2 separate regions of the Mus musculus genome follow, and region 2 is linked to region 1. The links are chromatin loops, found by intact Hi-C in ENCODE. Cell type or tissue: left cerebral cortex. All regions are shown on one strand.

The links. Peaks named below come from ENCODE experiments on the same cell type or tissue, not always from the same donor. Only the 100,000 strongest peaks of a DNase experiment are listed, where the experiment ranks them.
Region 2: a loop joins it to region 1, with 3 times the contacts of the local background. A loop is called at or near these places in 3 of 42 quality-filtered maps.

What each region holds. Positions count from the first base shown.
Region 1 is chr19:53,424,089-53,432,088 of GRCm38, forward strand. No RefSeq gene overlaps it. Among named protein-coding and RNA genes, the nearest start is that of 4833407H14Rik, 33 kb to the right of the region's middle. In left cerebral cortex, no CTCF peak of the experiment used is centred here; DNase peaks (open chromatin) are centred at 3,455, 3,925, 5,157, 6,436 and 1 more place; H3K27ac peaks cover 1,137 bases.
Region 2 is chr19:53,503,444-53,511,443 of GRCm38, forward strand. No RefSeq gene overlaps it. Among named protein-coding and RNA genes, the nearest start is that of Gm30826, 15 kb to the left of the region's middle. In left cerebral cortex, no CTCF peak of the experiment used is centred here; a DNase peak (open chromatin) is centred at 4,207.

The sequences.
Region 1 (8,000 bases):
TCAAATTGTATGTGGAACATCTATGGGTATCATTCAATTCCCATAAAGAGTTAGGGTGACAGAAGCCCACAGTGTTCAGCGCTCAGATATTGGGATCATAGTACATTTACTGCAGATACACAAGTGTTGGAACCTCAGACAGCACTGAGGGGCAGGGGTGACCTAGGGAAGGGAGGTCAGCTACAAACAGGAAGTATAACTCATTCATTTGTGGTAAACTACCTCAGAGAGACGCAGGTAAAAAGATGTGACTCCAGGCGACAGTGATTCGCTGCTTACCTTCCCCCATCCTTAATAAATATTTGTTATAATTTCATTTTGTTTCATAGTCTTATGTTCTTTTGTTAATCAAAGGATGGTTCAAACCGCATGGCTTTGGACCACATGAAGCCCACAACATCCCACCCCTGGGTTTAGGGCGCAACCTAGGCCACCTTAGCCCAGGATGCCTGGACAGGCTGCTGCTTCCTGTTTCTTTTCCTCTCTTTCCCCAACCTCTCCTTCCTTTTTCTTTTTTTCCTTTCATGTGGATTTCAGAGACTGGGGAGGAAATGACCGGAATGAGTGGCCAGGGTGGTGGGACAATGGCCCTGTACTGGGTGCTGACATGGGAATGGCTCCTGCCCTGACTCAAGCCGAGTCCACAACTTCACAGCAACAGCAAGCTCAGTCTCTCTCTTTCCGGCAGCCTGGCCAGCTGCGCTCTGCATGACCGAATCCGACACCTCTCACTTCCTCCACAAGCGGAACTTGGTGTTTGGATGACGCGCGAGGCAGGTCGTTTGTGCAAAACAGCAAACCCCACCTTCGGTTTTCAACCCCAACCCAAGACCTAAAAAAAGAAAAGAAACAAAAGAAGAGCTGGGCTTCTGGCACCGACCTCTCCAGAGCGCCCGTGGAGGGAGGACTCCTTCGACCCACGCCCCTGTCTATGTGACGTGGAACATTCTCCTTAGCACCTCCGAGGTTCTGGTTCTTCAGCCTTCAAGGGGGCAATGCCATGCGTATTTCTGTGACAAAAACTGGAGCAATACCCAGCAGATACTGGTGAACTCTCCTGTTCCCGAGTGCCAGGATGATGTAGCCACTGGCTCTGCTGTGGGTCAGGAATATCCCTGCTGGCATCTTCTCTCACCACGGGACAGATTGGCCAATGGTTTGTGCTCTCTCCCACTCCGGGGACGACTAAGTCTTCCACATGGGAGGAAGGTCTGGTATCCACAAGAGCCCTGGGCTCCCAGCTCTCTTGCTTCTCAAAACACACTGGAGCCAGGTGTGGTGGCGCACGCCTTTAATCCCAGCACTCGGGAGGCGGAGGCAGGCGGATTTCTGAGTTCGAGGCCAGCCTGGTCTACAAAGTGAGTGCCAGGACAGCCAGGGCTACACAGAGAAACCCTGTCTCGAAAAACAAACAAACAAACAAAAACCCACAGTGGAAAGAGATTCCATCTCCGAGCCTGCCCGGTTCCTTCCTGCTTCCAGACTCCATCTTGGGAATCTGAGGTTTAATGAACAAAGGGCACAGGAACGGTGATGCCCATTTGCTGTTCTTAGACGAGCCAAGCAAGGGAAACGTGATAGCATTTGTAGGTTCCGTGGGACAGCATTGGCTTCTGTCATCTGATTCGATGGCCTGGAGCATACTCTGCAGGTTTGATTTGTGAGATGTCAGAGGAACAGGCAGTGTGATAAGAAGCCAGACCTCTGGCGCCTTCGGATCTGGACTGAGCTTGGATATACCTCGGTTCCTGGTTAAGGGTTTAAGACCCACTCTAGAGACATTTTGAGAGTGAGGTGGAGTCTTCTTAGCATGACGCTCCGCACTTGCAGATCCACCATGAAGGTTCATAGCTCCACCTTTCTCTTGGCTGCAGCATCTCCTGGAACAGCAAGGTTTCCCCCAGGTCTCCCAGGCAGAACCAAGCAGTGGGCGGTGCCCGCCCCCCATCATGTAAGGCAGCCTGGGGAACTGTGCGTGTTGGTTCTGTGCATCTCATTTCCTCTTCCGGCTGCCCAGGCCAATCCTTGTCATTTTTTAACTCTAACAACCGTCTCCTGTCCAAGATGACTCTCCAGCTCCAGCCTTGCCTGACCACTCACCTACTACCATCTTCTATACCTCTGCCTAACCTCCAAGACCTTCCAGGATAGACCTTTATGCCCATCTCCAGCTCTCCCTTTCCAAACTCATCATTGGCCCTTGGGAAATCAAAACCATCCTGTATTACCATAGGGTGCCAGCCTGGGTCCTACCTATAGCATTTGTTTCCTACCCATCAACGAACAGCTTGTATTCAAAGCATCACCTTCTGTAGGAATGAGTGTGTGTGTGTGTGTGTGTGTATTTGTGAATGTGTGTGTATTTGTGAATGTGTGTGTATGTGTGAATGTGTGTGTGTATGTGAGTGTGAATATGTGTCAATGTGTGTGTGTATGTGTGAGTGAGAGTGTAAATGTGTATATCTATATGTGAGTGTGAATGCATGTATGTGCGTGAGATGTGTATGTATGTGTGAAAGAGTGTGTATGTGAATGTGTGAATGAATGTGAGTGTGAATGTGTCTGTATATGTGTGTGGTGTATATGTGTGTGTGAGAATGTATATGAATGTGTATGGGTGTGTGTATGTGAGTGTGATAGTATGTGTGTGTGTGTGAATGTGTGGTGAGTGTTTATGTGAGAACATGTGTGTATATGTGAAAGTGTGTATATCTGTATGTGAGTGTGAATGTATGTGTATGTGTGTGAATGTGTATATGAGTGTGTGTGAGTATGTGCCCATTTGCCAGTCAGGAGACTTCGGGAGTTGTTATTTAGAGATTTTTTTTTCTAATTGGCCTGGAGATGACTAATTAGGATGGACTGACTGGACAGTGAGGCCCAGGGATCTGCCCGTCTCTGTCCCCCCTCACCCCAGCACTGGGATTAGAAGCGTTCACCATAGCCACTTTTTATATGTGTGCTGGGGCTCAGACTCAGGTTCTCAGACTTGTCCAGCAGGCCCCTTTGTGACCGAGCCGACTCTCAAGCACAGTCCTCTTGAGTAGCCATCACCAACCCCCTAGCAACCTCAGCACCCCCTAGCAACCTCAGCACCAGTGACTCTATTTGTCCCACCTGATCACACTGCTCCATCTCTGCAACATCTGAATACATTCACCGAGGCTAGACTGTGCACCGCCCAGCCTTGTCCTAAATGGGCTATCTCATGTAAGCTCATTTAACCCTCATGAAATCCACACTGCGGCAGGCAGAGAAGTCCCTCCATCTGCAAGAGACACTTTCTAATGCCGCCGCCGCAGCACAATGGAGGCTACAAGCAGTGACTGGTGTATTCTGCACTATGCCTTCCCTGTATATGTGCCAGCACATTAACAAGTTAGGAAAGAGTCTCAGCCTGCCCTTTCCTGTCGTCCATCCACTGGGCCATGAGCCAAATCACTGCTTCTCCTTACACTTGGCAGTGACCTCAGGCAAGGTCGCCTAATTGGCCACAGGGATGACCTTGTGGAGTGCCCTCCCTGCCTTCCTCAGTGGTCTCTTTTACTTTGAAGTTTCTGCCAAGAAAAACTGTTGCAGCCCCTGCTGACGCCTCGGCTGCTTTCCCTCACAGTGAAGCTGGCTCAGCTGGCTGCCCCTCAGGTGATGGGACCAAGATGGGTCCATCGGACACGACTCCAAGACTAGGTCTAAGAGTGCCATTTGTAGCTAGGACTGATACAATAACAGTTGTAGCCTTGATGAGCTGTGTGCCTTGCTACAGCACATCTTATAGGTCAGGCTCCGAGCCAGCCCAACACATACAGATCTAACTTAATCCAGGGAACCAATAGGATGTTAACAACCCACATTAACAAACGAGGAGACAGAGGCTGCACTGCACACGGAGCGGCTGGGCAGAGCCTCTGTGCCAGGCAACCAGGAGCCTTCTAACTGATTGTGTTCCACTTCCTTATGGAAATGGGAGGAAGCTGATTCTGAGCCCACACAGCAGTTAGAACAGCAGGTTTAATCAGCAAGAATGGCTGAGTGTGTTTGAGCAAGGCTGCCGGCAATCAGTGGAGAGATTACCCGCCGCCATGGCTCCAGGTGGAACAAGAAGTGGGAGGAACCGGCTCACTCCTAAGCCTGCCCCTCCCAGCATCCCCATTCCAACCCACTTTCCTCTCCTACGTGTTTCCTAACTACCCACCCATCCTCTTCCATCTTCACCCCACTGGAGAGCAGAGAGCCAAGCTCACTCTCAAGCTGGTTTTTCTCTGTAGTCTGTTTAATGCTGAAAAGGTTGAGCGATGTTCCCATTTTGTGGATGGAGATGTTGAGGCACATTTAAGACGATGCGTTTGTTGGTAGAACTGGCCTTGAGATGGAGCTAGAGGTGAACTAGAGGCTCAGCCACACTGTGAAGCAGGAACAAACCCCTCACACGTTTTGGAAAGGACTTCAGCACCTTGGCAAGCAGGGCTGAGCCTGGCTGGGAAGGAAGGGATAGCCACTCTAAGAAGGACAAGACTTGTCCTCTACTGGCTTAGCCTAGATCACACCCACCCTCCTCACCAGCCAGAGTTCCTTGTCGCTGCTAGAGAGGATACTGTCCCTCTCATAAACAGATAGCTGTAGCATGAGCTCACCTGTTGACCACTCTGTGAGACTGTAAGCTACCAGAAAGCACCTACAGAATAGGCTTCCAGATGCCACCAGTCCACAGGCCTGAGAGTGCGTGCCATCTTGCAACCTTGGGTAGCACTTCTGTCACCCATGAAGGTATCTTGTGACTCATAGTGCAGGTCAGAGGTTCCTGGAGCCAAGGAGTCAAGATTACAGTCTGTGACCTCCCCTTGCCTTGCCTGGAGCCTCCCAGACCACAGGTAGCTCCTGCTGCCTCTTGGTGTAGAGACAGAGGTGGACAGGTACAGACAGATTTCAGGGAGCTTGAAAAATGTCAAGTGACACCAACTGGCTTGAGTTAAACCCTAGAGCCCTTCTCTCAAGAGTCACATGACCTGGTGCAGCATCAGTCTCAATGTTGGTATTTGTAGCAAGGGATCAACCACATCTCTTTAGTACTTTTGGTGAACCCAGAGGATTTATATAAGTGTCCATCCTGCTGAGGATTGCATAAGGATTGTCCCCACATGTGCGTGAGCTGGGAGCCTGTCTCCCAGTGTGGCAGAGCAGAGGGGGCTGATGGGAGCTTGGCTCAGGGATCCTCCTTCGCAAATGATCAGTGCCTGGATGCAGAAGTGAGTCAGGTAGGATTTCCCCTTCGCTCCCATTCTTTGCCCACTGGAGTCATAACAACCAAAAATATTCCGTCAAAGGGTAATTAGCCTTGGCAGAGAAGTAGCCACTGTAAGCCCTGGAGCCTGAGAAGCAGAGGCAGTCACCCCTGGACATTCTCCGCCGCACAAAGAAGATTCTTCTCCTTGGGTCCAGTAAGATGGTTCATGGTGTAAAGACTCTTGCCGACAACCCTGATGACCTGACTTGGATTCTAGGAACCTATGTAGTAGAGCAAGAGAACTGACTCCTCTGGGTTGTGCTTATATGTTCCAGTGTGTGTATGTACACACACACACACACACACACACACACACACACACACCCCTTTTGTTTGATCTCACCCAAATCTGGAAGGCTTGAAGTCTCAAGTTTTAACACTACCTAGCTATACAACTTTGGATGAGTCGAAGGGCTGTGGGGCAGTGGGCTGTGCATAGACAGCCTGGTCTCTGGTCAAGCCTAGGTCTTTTATCTGCCTTCACCTGATCTGGGTGGGTGGACAGGATTGGTCCGTACAGTTTCATTAGCAGGCCTGGTCCCATCCAGCCGAGGAAGGAGGTAAAGTCTTCTTTCCTGGAACTTTCAGGAACTGGTTGAGGAAGAGGCTGCGACCATCAGAAAGAGAACTCAGCGTAGACATCTGTAAACCGATAACCACGCCCCACCCCACCCCACCCTACCCCAACTCCTAACTGCATGTCCACCTTTTTCTTAAACTATTAGTACCTCATATCCATCTTTCCTTCCTTTTTCTTTTCTTTTTCTTTTCTCTTACTGCTAGCATTGAACGTGTAATCTTGCGTCTCCATCCCCCCCCACCCCCCCCAGACGCTGGCTTTACAAGCTAGTGGTATGTTTGGCCTCAGCACCTTATTATGCTGACATCTGTAGCCATGAAGGATGCCAGTGCTAGACCCTCTGGAAGCAGCCCCGATCTCTCCCCATCACAGCTAAAGCCTCTTCCTCCTCAGGTTGCCTCCTCCTCATGTCCTCCAGGATAAGGAGAGCGCAGACAGACACGCGCTCTGTCTGTTTGGGGATGGCAGATCCAGACAGCAAGTTCTGTTCTTTCTCCATCTGGCTTCCTTGGTGAACTCTCTGCTGAACTCCTTCCAGCCTTGTGGGCAGCTCTCCTGCAGGGAGGAGCCAGTGCCAGGGAGAACAGAATAATTGCCTCTCGTGTTGTGCATGCAGAGCCTTCATTATCACATCCCCGGAGTGGCATTTGCAGCCCTCTGTCACAGCATCCCGCCACTGAGTAGCGCGCACACAATTTGTCACCCTCATATTCTCCACTGTCTCGAAAGAGCCAATTAGCTTTCTGTTTCTGTGGGTTGTGTAGCTTCACCAGGAGAATCACATCTCCATGGGCTGTTATTTGCAGAGAAGACCATTGGCTTGCTCACTCAAGAGCACATGTTAGGGACCAGGGCCCTCCACCCACCATCTTTTATCCTACCCTCTGCACAAGGAAGCAATTCTTTTGATCTGTGAAGCTCAGGGATGCTGGGCTATTATATTCTGAAATCAGAAGGCTTGGAGTTTAGTAGTTCATATAAGGCTTGGAGTTTAGTAGTTCATAGATCTGTCAAGTGTCCGTGCATCTGGCCGTGACATCGCAAGGCGCTTCTGAATGTCATTTTCTTCATGTACAACGTAACCGGGTTGGCACTGACACCCAGGCTCCTAGAATATAGTCACCTGTCATTTTATAGAGAGAAAAAGCTGAGGCCCAGAGGTGGTCCTTTGTGGAGCAGTGGGTGTGGGAGAAAGAGGGAGTGGGAGAAAACCCGCATCCCGCCAGAGTTCCCGTGCTCTGGGCGGGCAGACATGAAAGGACTGCCACATGCTTTCCACACAGCCCCTGGTGGGCATCAGGCTGTGTGAAGCCACTAAACCCCACACGGTGGGTGGTGGACAAGGGGCAGTCCTAGGTACCAGGTTCTCAGCATGGGGCATCTCACGCTGGACACTGCGGAAGAGCTGAGAACAGAATGGGCCCCCCCCCCCGGGGTCGACTCAGTAAGCCCCAGGGCTGAAGGGAGGAGAGGACAAGGGAAGAGGGGCACTCGGTGGGTTCCACGTGGATGAGAGTCTTTGGTCTGGTCCATGGCTGGAGCGCAGGAAGGCCTTCTGGTGGGAGGTTTGATGCTGCTAGTTAGGGCAAAGCCTATCCCATTGTCCAAGCACGGCAGGCCTTGATGAGCAGAGACAGTCTATGGTTTTAGAGCTTTATTGTAGAAAGCAGGGGGAAGGAGAGAAGGTAGAAAGAGAGAGACTGGCCATGACCATGTGGAAAGGGGAAGAGAGAGAGAGAAGGAGGGCTAGAGAGGAGAGTAAGAAAGGTGAATGCTTAAAGAGAGCGAGGAGGGGCCAAGCAGCCCCTTTTATAGTGGGCTGGGCTACTAAGTAACTGTTGGGGTGGAGTTGAGCCAGAATGCCAGGAGCTTGGGACATTGTCTGCGTGACTGATAGTCACACACCTCTCCTTAGGGGGCTGTGGGGGCAGTAACTTCAGATGAAGGCAGATAAAATTAGTGCAAGGGGTGCTGGGGAGGTGGCTTGGTGGGTAGAGCACTTAGTGTGCAAGCCTAGTGCATCCCCAGCCCTCATGGTGAAAAGCCAGGCGTGGCTGCGCGCACCTGTAACCCCAGCGTTGGCCCAGGGAGGTTAGATTCGAGGGATCGGTGGTGTGAGCTTGCTGGCCAGCCAGGCAG
Region 2 (8,000 bases), 79 kb after region 1:
ATGAGAGGAACCAGGAAGATCCAATCGACTACTAGGAATAAGGAATGTAGACACTTTGGGGCAGGAAAAGGGCAAAGATGGTTGGAGCAGAGACATGTTAGGCAGTGGGGTAATAACAGAGAAGTGGGTCAGGGCCCACCATGCATCTTTGTCATAGTAATGGGCTTGTTTTTTATTGTAAAAGCTATGATCTATGAGGTAGAATTTAACTTTTCCTTCCTCCCTCCCTCCCTCCCTCCCTCCCTCCCTCCCTCCCTCCCTCCCTCCCTTCCTTCCTTCCTTCCTTCCTTCCTTCCTAATAGTTGCTCATGCAGTCCAGGCTGTCTTCTAACTCCTAAAGGTGACTTTGGATTCTTGATCCTCCTGTCTTCACCTCTCAAGCAAGCCTTGATATTACAGGTATTCCCCACCTGAATTGCCTTTCTTAAGTAGCCCAGGCTAGCCTCAGACCTGAAGGTGAGCCTGCCTCCATCTCTCCAGTTCTAGGATCATAGGTATATAGGCACAGCAATGCCCAGTTTAGTCAGGACGTAAGCACTGAACCTTACTACTTAGGGTTTGGACAGCTCACTCTGGCAGCCATGTGAAGAACAAATGTTTGTTAGGATGCGTCTGTGGCCTGGCTACCTCATGGGCTGTGGAGACAGAGGAAGGCAAAGGCAGAGACGATGTATGAAAACACTGCAGACACAGAACAGGCCTGAAGAAACAGGCAGCACACTAGGGAGCCTGAGGAGGGCTGCTGGAGGCTACAAGTGACCATACAGGGTTTGGGTGACTGGCTTTCCTTACAGACGACGCATGGGTCTTTTGGAGGCACACATACGGGCAAGATCTGTGCTTACACATCCTTCGTTGGTTCCCAAAAGTGTGTGGCAGATTTCCATTCTTCATAGGTCACGGTCAGAGCCGATATCTGCATCACACGAATGTTCTAGAAATACACAGGGAGTGGTCAGGACAGAAATAACTTATCTGCCCCTCCTTCCTTTTTAAAAATATTGGTCTGTTTGTGAGACAGAGTCTCCATAACATAGCTAAGCTGGCCCTGAACTCTCTATCCTCTGGCCTCCACCTCATGGAAATTGATATTACAGGCACACTCCAGGACACCAAGCCAGCTTACCCTCTTTTTCCATTTCTAAATTTTGTTAACATTGCATATATCCGCATGATAAGAGTTTAAGTGTACTAGGACACACTGCTTAAAACCCTCTTTCCACCTCTGTGTCCCCTCCCTGGAAAACATTCTCTGCTCTCTGTTTGCTTTTTAGTTGTTTCCAGAAAGGAGCATCACGTAGTACTATGCCATGCGTTTCTCACTGTTAACACCTATGCCTGATATACACAAACACACACACTCATGCATATATATATATATATATATATATATATATATATATATATATATATATATTCTCTGAAAACTCACTTGTCATCAAGCCTACAGTTATCCAGTAGATCACTACAGAGAGCTGTGCTCACGGCTGGGGCAGCAGTCGCCTACCCTGCCAAAGGATGAACGTGTGGATGGTTTCTGGTTTCTGCTATGTCATAGACATTGTTGCAATAAACATATGTGGGTCTTTGTTCTCCTGCTTGGCTTACCTCCTAGAAGCAGAATTCCTTGCTCGGGATAATTACATATGTGTTTTCTGCTTTGATAAATGCTGACCCAGAGCCTGTTCCCACCCTCTCCTTGCTGACAGAGGCCCTCACTGTGTCAGTGGGAGCCCTGAACAGATGCTTCGTCTATGTGTGTCACTCCCAAAACCTTACAACACGTACTTTTTAATGTAAAGACACCAGCATTGATGCTGTGAGCATTATCACCTCAATTCTGCAACCAAGAAAGCTGGAGACACAAGAGCAACACCCCAGTAGGGCTTTAAACAGAAGCCACACGCTGGAAGACCACAGGACAAAATGGGACAGAAAAGCAGGCAATGCTGGAAGAAATGGCTTTCTTAAAGACTCTCGGACCCTAGCCATCCAGATTATGGAAGGACACACAGGTCATTAAGCCAAGAGTCAAGGCGGGTCTGTAACAGCACCCCACCAGGAGTGAGTGCCGAATGTTTACACTACTGCCTGGGCCAGCCAGAGCTCTGGATGTAGATGTCCAAAAGTCAGATGGGGGCCTCGGAAAGTAGGCCACACATCCCAGATGAGAGGAGCAGAGATAAGAGTGGGTGCCGAAGTTATCACTGAGAGCTAAGTTGCCTTTCACCATAAACTGGTTGGCGCTGGTAAAGCAAGAGAATGCAGGAGCCATTGAGAGAGAGAGAGAGAGAGAGAGAGAGAGAGAGAGAGAGAGAAGCCTGTCGATAAAATAAACCGCAGTGGCTTGGTGAGCCTAGGTTCAGCAGCAGTCCGAGTCCGTTTGGAAGTCTCCTGCCTGCCCGTGCTTCTAATGGGCTCCATTTCCGCACACTCAAAGGTAATGGGATGAGCGTCAGCAAAAAGAATGTTCTAAATAAAGACACTCAGTCAAAGCTACTGACCTTCCGCAGACAGTTCTCCTTACAGGCCTTGGAGTACAAAGATGGGGGGAATGTCAGCCTTGAGAGAGTGAGAGAGGCAAGCCATATGCTTGTTCTCTATCCTCCCCTGTGCGTGTGCATGTGTGTGTGTGCATGTATGTGTGCATGTCCATGCATGTATGCATGTATGTGTGTGTGCGTTCATGTGTGTCCATGGAAGTATGTGTGTGCACACGCACTCGCATATGCATGCGTGTATATATATCAGGCATGGAGTCTTTTTTTAAAATTAGGTATTTTCTTCATTTACATTTCTAATGCTATCCCAAAAGTCCCCCATAACCCCCCACTCCCCTACCCACCCACTCCCACTTCTTGGCCCTGGTGGTCTCCCCTGTACTGGGGCATATAAAGTTTGCAAGAACAAGGGGCCTCTCTTCCCAATGATGGCTGACTAGGCCATCTTCTGATACCTATGCAGCTAGAGACACGAACGAGCTCTGGGGTTACTGGTTAGTTCATATTGTTGTTCCACCTATAGGGTTGCAGACCCCTTTAGCTCCTTGGGTACTTTCTCTAGCTCCTCCATTGGGGGCCCTGTGATCCATCCAATAGCTGACTATGAGCATCCACTTCTGTGTTTGCCAGACACTGGCATAGCCTCACAAGAGACAGCTATATCAGGCATGGAGTCTTAACAGTGAGAAACTCACACCGTATTACTAAGAGATACTCCTTTAAAACACTGCTTCCAGGATGGTTTGTTGTCATATATGAATACTCATAGTGCCCAGGAAGGTGAAGCTGGAGGGTCAAGAGTTGGAGGCCAACCTGGACAAGAGAGGCAGGGTGGGGACAAGGTAATCGGGACAGTTTCTAAGAAAATCACTGTTTTAAAACTTTTTACAGCAAGAAATGATATGCAAAACACTTCGTTAATAATCTAGTACATTCTAGATCTTGGGCCACAAACTGAGTTACAGAACTGACTCCCACCCCAGACTTTGTAGCTGAGGCTGGCCCCAAATTTTGGGAATTCTCCAGCCTTAACTGTCCAACTACTGAAATTATAGGTGTGGACAATCATGCCAGAATTGTTTAAATTACCTATATTCTTTCATGGCCAGAGGCACAATTTCTGAGCATAGTGGCAGACACCTGTAATGCCTATCTAAGGATGGTAGAGACAGGAAGTAAGATCCTACAAAGTAAGATCGGTCTCACAAACAACAAAAAAAGAAATTTAAAATGGGCCTGTAAAAACAACTACAAAAGAACGATTAGACAGGATGGGAGGGAGGCTGGGCAAACAAAATGGCAGATGTGTGCCCTAGTAGTTTAGACAGCTCTGTAGAGTCAGACAGAGACTCTTTGGAAGAGAAGCTCTTATGAGTTAGGCTAAAGGAGAGCTTGGAACCTTTGGGGATAAAGGCAGGAGGCCCTGCCAGACCCTGGAGGCAGGAGACTGTACAATGCAGGGATGGCTCTGGGGTACCTCAAGGGAGTCACTTTTAATTGTTCTGTGGGCTGTTTGGCTCCTGGGTGTGTAAAGAAAAAAAAAAAACCCTGAACCCTGATGGGAGGAATTCCCTGGGAATGGAAAGTAGGTATGCAGGAGTCAGAGCAGCACAGGATGTTGCCGAAGACCAGAGGACGCCCCCACGCAGGCCTTGGGCTGACTCAAGCGGAAGTCTGGGGCTGTGGAGGGGGCAGATTGGAGGCAGGATGGGAACAGAACACAGCTCTGGGCCAGGAACTCTTCCTTCTAGCACAAATTGCCCAGCTGAGCTGCTGCGGCTCACCACCCCCAAGCCATAGCCCTCAGCACTTCACACTCAGCAGATAGTCAGTGGGGGTGGCGGCCTTCAGTCTGAGAACCTGCAGCCAGAGGCCTGGCTGTCACTCACATGGCCTAAGGGTAGTCGGCAAACTCCAGGTCCGTCAGTTCCTGCTCCAGAGAAAAGTTAACATTGGGAGATGGGTGAGGGGTGGTAAAATAGAGCGAACCAACTGGATTGTGTTCAAATCCAAGTGCTGCCACTTGACAAGTAAGTGGCCCCAACAATTCGCTTTACTCAGAGTCTCAGCCTGCCAGTCAGTGAGATTCTGTGAGGATCAATCCTCACTGTCAATCTGACAAGATTGAGAATCCCCAAGGAGACAAACCTCTCGGGTGTCTGAGAGGGTGTTTTTCAGAAAGGCTTAGCAGAGATGAGGAGAACTGTCCTGAACATGAACAGCTCTACCCTAGGGCTGGGGTCCCAGCCTGAATAAAAGGGAGGAAGTATGTGGGGTGTGTGTGTGTGTGTGAGGGTTGTCAATCAGCCGGTACAGTGCTTACGAGGCGTGCACAAGGCAGTGGGTTGGATCCCCAGTGCCTCCTAACACTGCACACATCAGCAATATCAGCACTTAAAGAGGTAGACACAGGCAGGAGGCTGTTCAGGTTACTCTTGTCCACACAGCCATAGAAAGCTTGGGGCTAGCCTAGGCTACATGTTGTAGTAGAAGAAGAAAACGAGGAGGAGGAAGAAGAGGAAGAGGAGGGAGAAAAACAAAGAAAATCGGGGGAGGGGGGAGAAGAGAAAAAATAATAGAGAAGAAAAAAACACCATAAGGCTCAAGTGAGATGGACTTATGTTGGCAAGTGGTTCTCCACTGAAGTTTGCCAGAGTCACAGCCACTATTTCATGATTACAGATCCAGAAATATACTGTGAGTCCTCAGATGATGCAGGCAGATCCCGGGACACAATTACCTCTTGCGCAGGAGCATCTTCCTGCTTCAGCGCTTCTGGTGCTGGCCCTTCAGACGCAGGTTTAGCATGGAGAGATGAAAGAGGAGAGACAAGAAAAGTAGACTACAGAGACGAAAAGGAACCCAAGGGATGGAAAATGGGAGGGGTGATTTCATCAGAGTATGTTTTATACACATGTGATGTCTATGGGTGTGTCAAGACCCTTAATCCCATATGCATAGTGTATGCTAATAGCACACTGAGCAGAGTGGTGTGTACTGGGGTAGGGGTGGGAGGTTAAAGGGAAGATCTGAGGTTGGGAGTTATCTTCAGCCCTGTAATGAGTTCAAAGCAAGTCTGGGATGCTTAGCTATTGTGTCAAAAGAAAAGGAAGAATACATATAACCTATTAATAAAATAAACTCAAAAAAGCATTATTTAAGGAGAAAAAAGCCGGGCGTGGTGGCACACACCTCTAATCCCAGCATTCAGGAGGCAGAGGCAGGCGGATTTCTGAGTTCAAGGCCAGCCTGGTCTACAGAGTGAGTTCCAGGATAGCCAGGGCTATACAGAGAAACCCTGTCTCAGAAAAAAGAAAGAAAGAAAGAAAGAAAGAAAGAAAGAAAGAAAGAAAGAAAGAAAGAAAGAAAGGAAGGAAGGAAGGAAGGAAGGAAGAAAGGAAGAAAGAAAAGAAGAGAAAAGAAAAAAAGAAAAGAAAAGAAAAGAAAAAGAAAAAAATCTAAAGCCAGGTGTGGTAACCCACACCTTTAATCCCAGCACTCGGGAAGCAGAGGCAGGAGGATCTCTGTGAGTTTGAGGCCAGCCTGGTCTACACAGCAGTGAGTAGTCTTCGTGAGTTTCAGGACAGTCAGAGCTATAGAGAGAAACCTTGTCTTGAAAAAACAAACAAACAAACAAACAAAAACAAAAATAAATAAATAAAAATAAAAGGAATCTTTGCTCTGTGATCCCTACTAAAGGAACTCCCTGCACCCTGCCTTGTTACTCGCTGATATTTTTTCCCTCACCTCTAATATTAATTCTGTATTTTGTCTTATTGTCTGACCTCCCCAAGGATGTATATCCCTTATTATTATATTACTTGCCTCGCTAGGCCAATGGTATATGTGCTTAAATATTCTCTTTGTTTGTCTCTACATAAAGTTTTATTAGTACACAGCACAAATTCAAGTATCTATGATCCTGTGGCCACAAAGCTGAAACTCTTTGCTGTCTGGGCATATGTAAATTCATACTGGGTAAATAGCAAAATTACCTGTAAGGGCAGGCCTTGCAGTACAAGGCAGGATCAGAGGGGAAATCTGTTTAGTCTGCAGAACCCCCACCCTGCCCCTACTCCCATCTCCCCTGGCCTTGTTTGTATCTGAATCCTTCAGGCTCCTGGCTCTGAAGTCCTTGTTCCAGTCAAGTCATGGAGACACCAGAACTTCCTAGATGCCCCCCCCCACACACACACACACCTCTACCCCAGTCCTCTGGGTTCATGTGCACCATTTAGATCCTCACTATAGAGTTGGGATAAGCCAGCTGGGGTCTGGCTAGAAAAATCCCCCTGTCTATCATTGTGTTTATTACAGGGAGCCTCCTGCAGGGTCACCCCAGGCCAGAAGATGAAGACATCTGTCACAGGAGAGTATCTGGTGTGACCTGGTGGAGACATGGCCTATAGGATGCCCTCCTTGTCCTTGTTACTTCTTCTCACACGTCTTCTCACATGGCACTTATAGAGTGGTTTGATGTCTCAGTATCTAACTTCCTGGGGTTAGAAAGAGACTGCTTCCCATAGACTCATCCATTTGAAGGCTTGGTGCCTGGTTGGTATAACTGTTTGGGAAGGATTCAGAGGTGTGGCCTTGTTAGAGGAGGTGTGTCATTGGGGGCTGGCTTGTAGGTTTCAAAAGCTTATGCCATTTCCAGTTAGCTCTGTCTCTCTCTGTCTTTGTCTCTGTCTCTCTGTGTCTGTCTCTGTCTCTCTCTGCTTCATGGCTGTTGTCTCAAAATATAAGCTCTCAGCTACCGCTCCAGCACCATGCTTGCCTGCCCGCCTGCCTCCCTGCCTGCCTGCTGCCATGATCCCTTACCATGCTGGTCATGGGCTCTACTACCCTCTGGAACCATGAGCTCCAAATTAAGTGCCTACTTGTATAGGTAGGGCGTGGTGCTTTGCCACAGCAATAGAAAAGTAACTAAGATGCCTTCATTAACACCGTCTGACTTCACGGACATTGGGATAATCCAGTTGACTGATTAGCGTGTCTCTCTGGTGGACACTGTTTTCCAATGCCTGGTCTGTAGACCTTCTGCAAGTAGCTCTAAGACATTTGCAAAAGTTCATATTCTTAGTGAGTCCAGTCTTGTCAGGCCAGAATTCTTGGCACTTAGCAGATACTAAATAAACATTTCCACCTCTCTGGTATGTCACCTTCCCCCAATGGGACAACTAAGATCACAAGGTGGGGGTCTCCTATGCCACAAAAACTGACACTAACTTGACACTGCTCTCTTACTTTTTGCCCTGGTACCTGACCCCGGAAAAAGGCTAACCAGCTCAGACGCCACAGTAGTCCCCTAGGCGGAGGGTTCTCCCCTTAGAAACCTTCGGCTTCCCATCTGTGAGTGATTGGCAGCCCTTGTCAAGCAAATCCCCACTGTATGCTGGTGATTCTAGAGTTCACCCTCATGCTGTCTCCTGGGCTCGGTGGACACTGTTTCCTACTGCTGTTGTAAAAAGGCTATGAACTTAATGGCCTAGAACAACA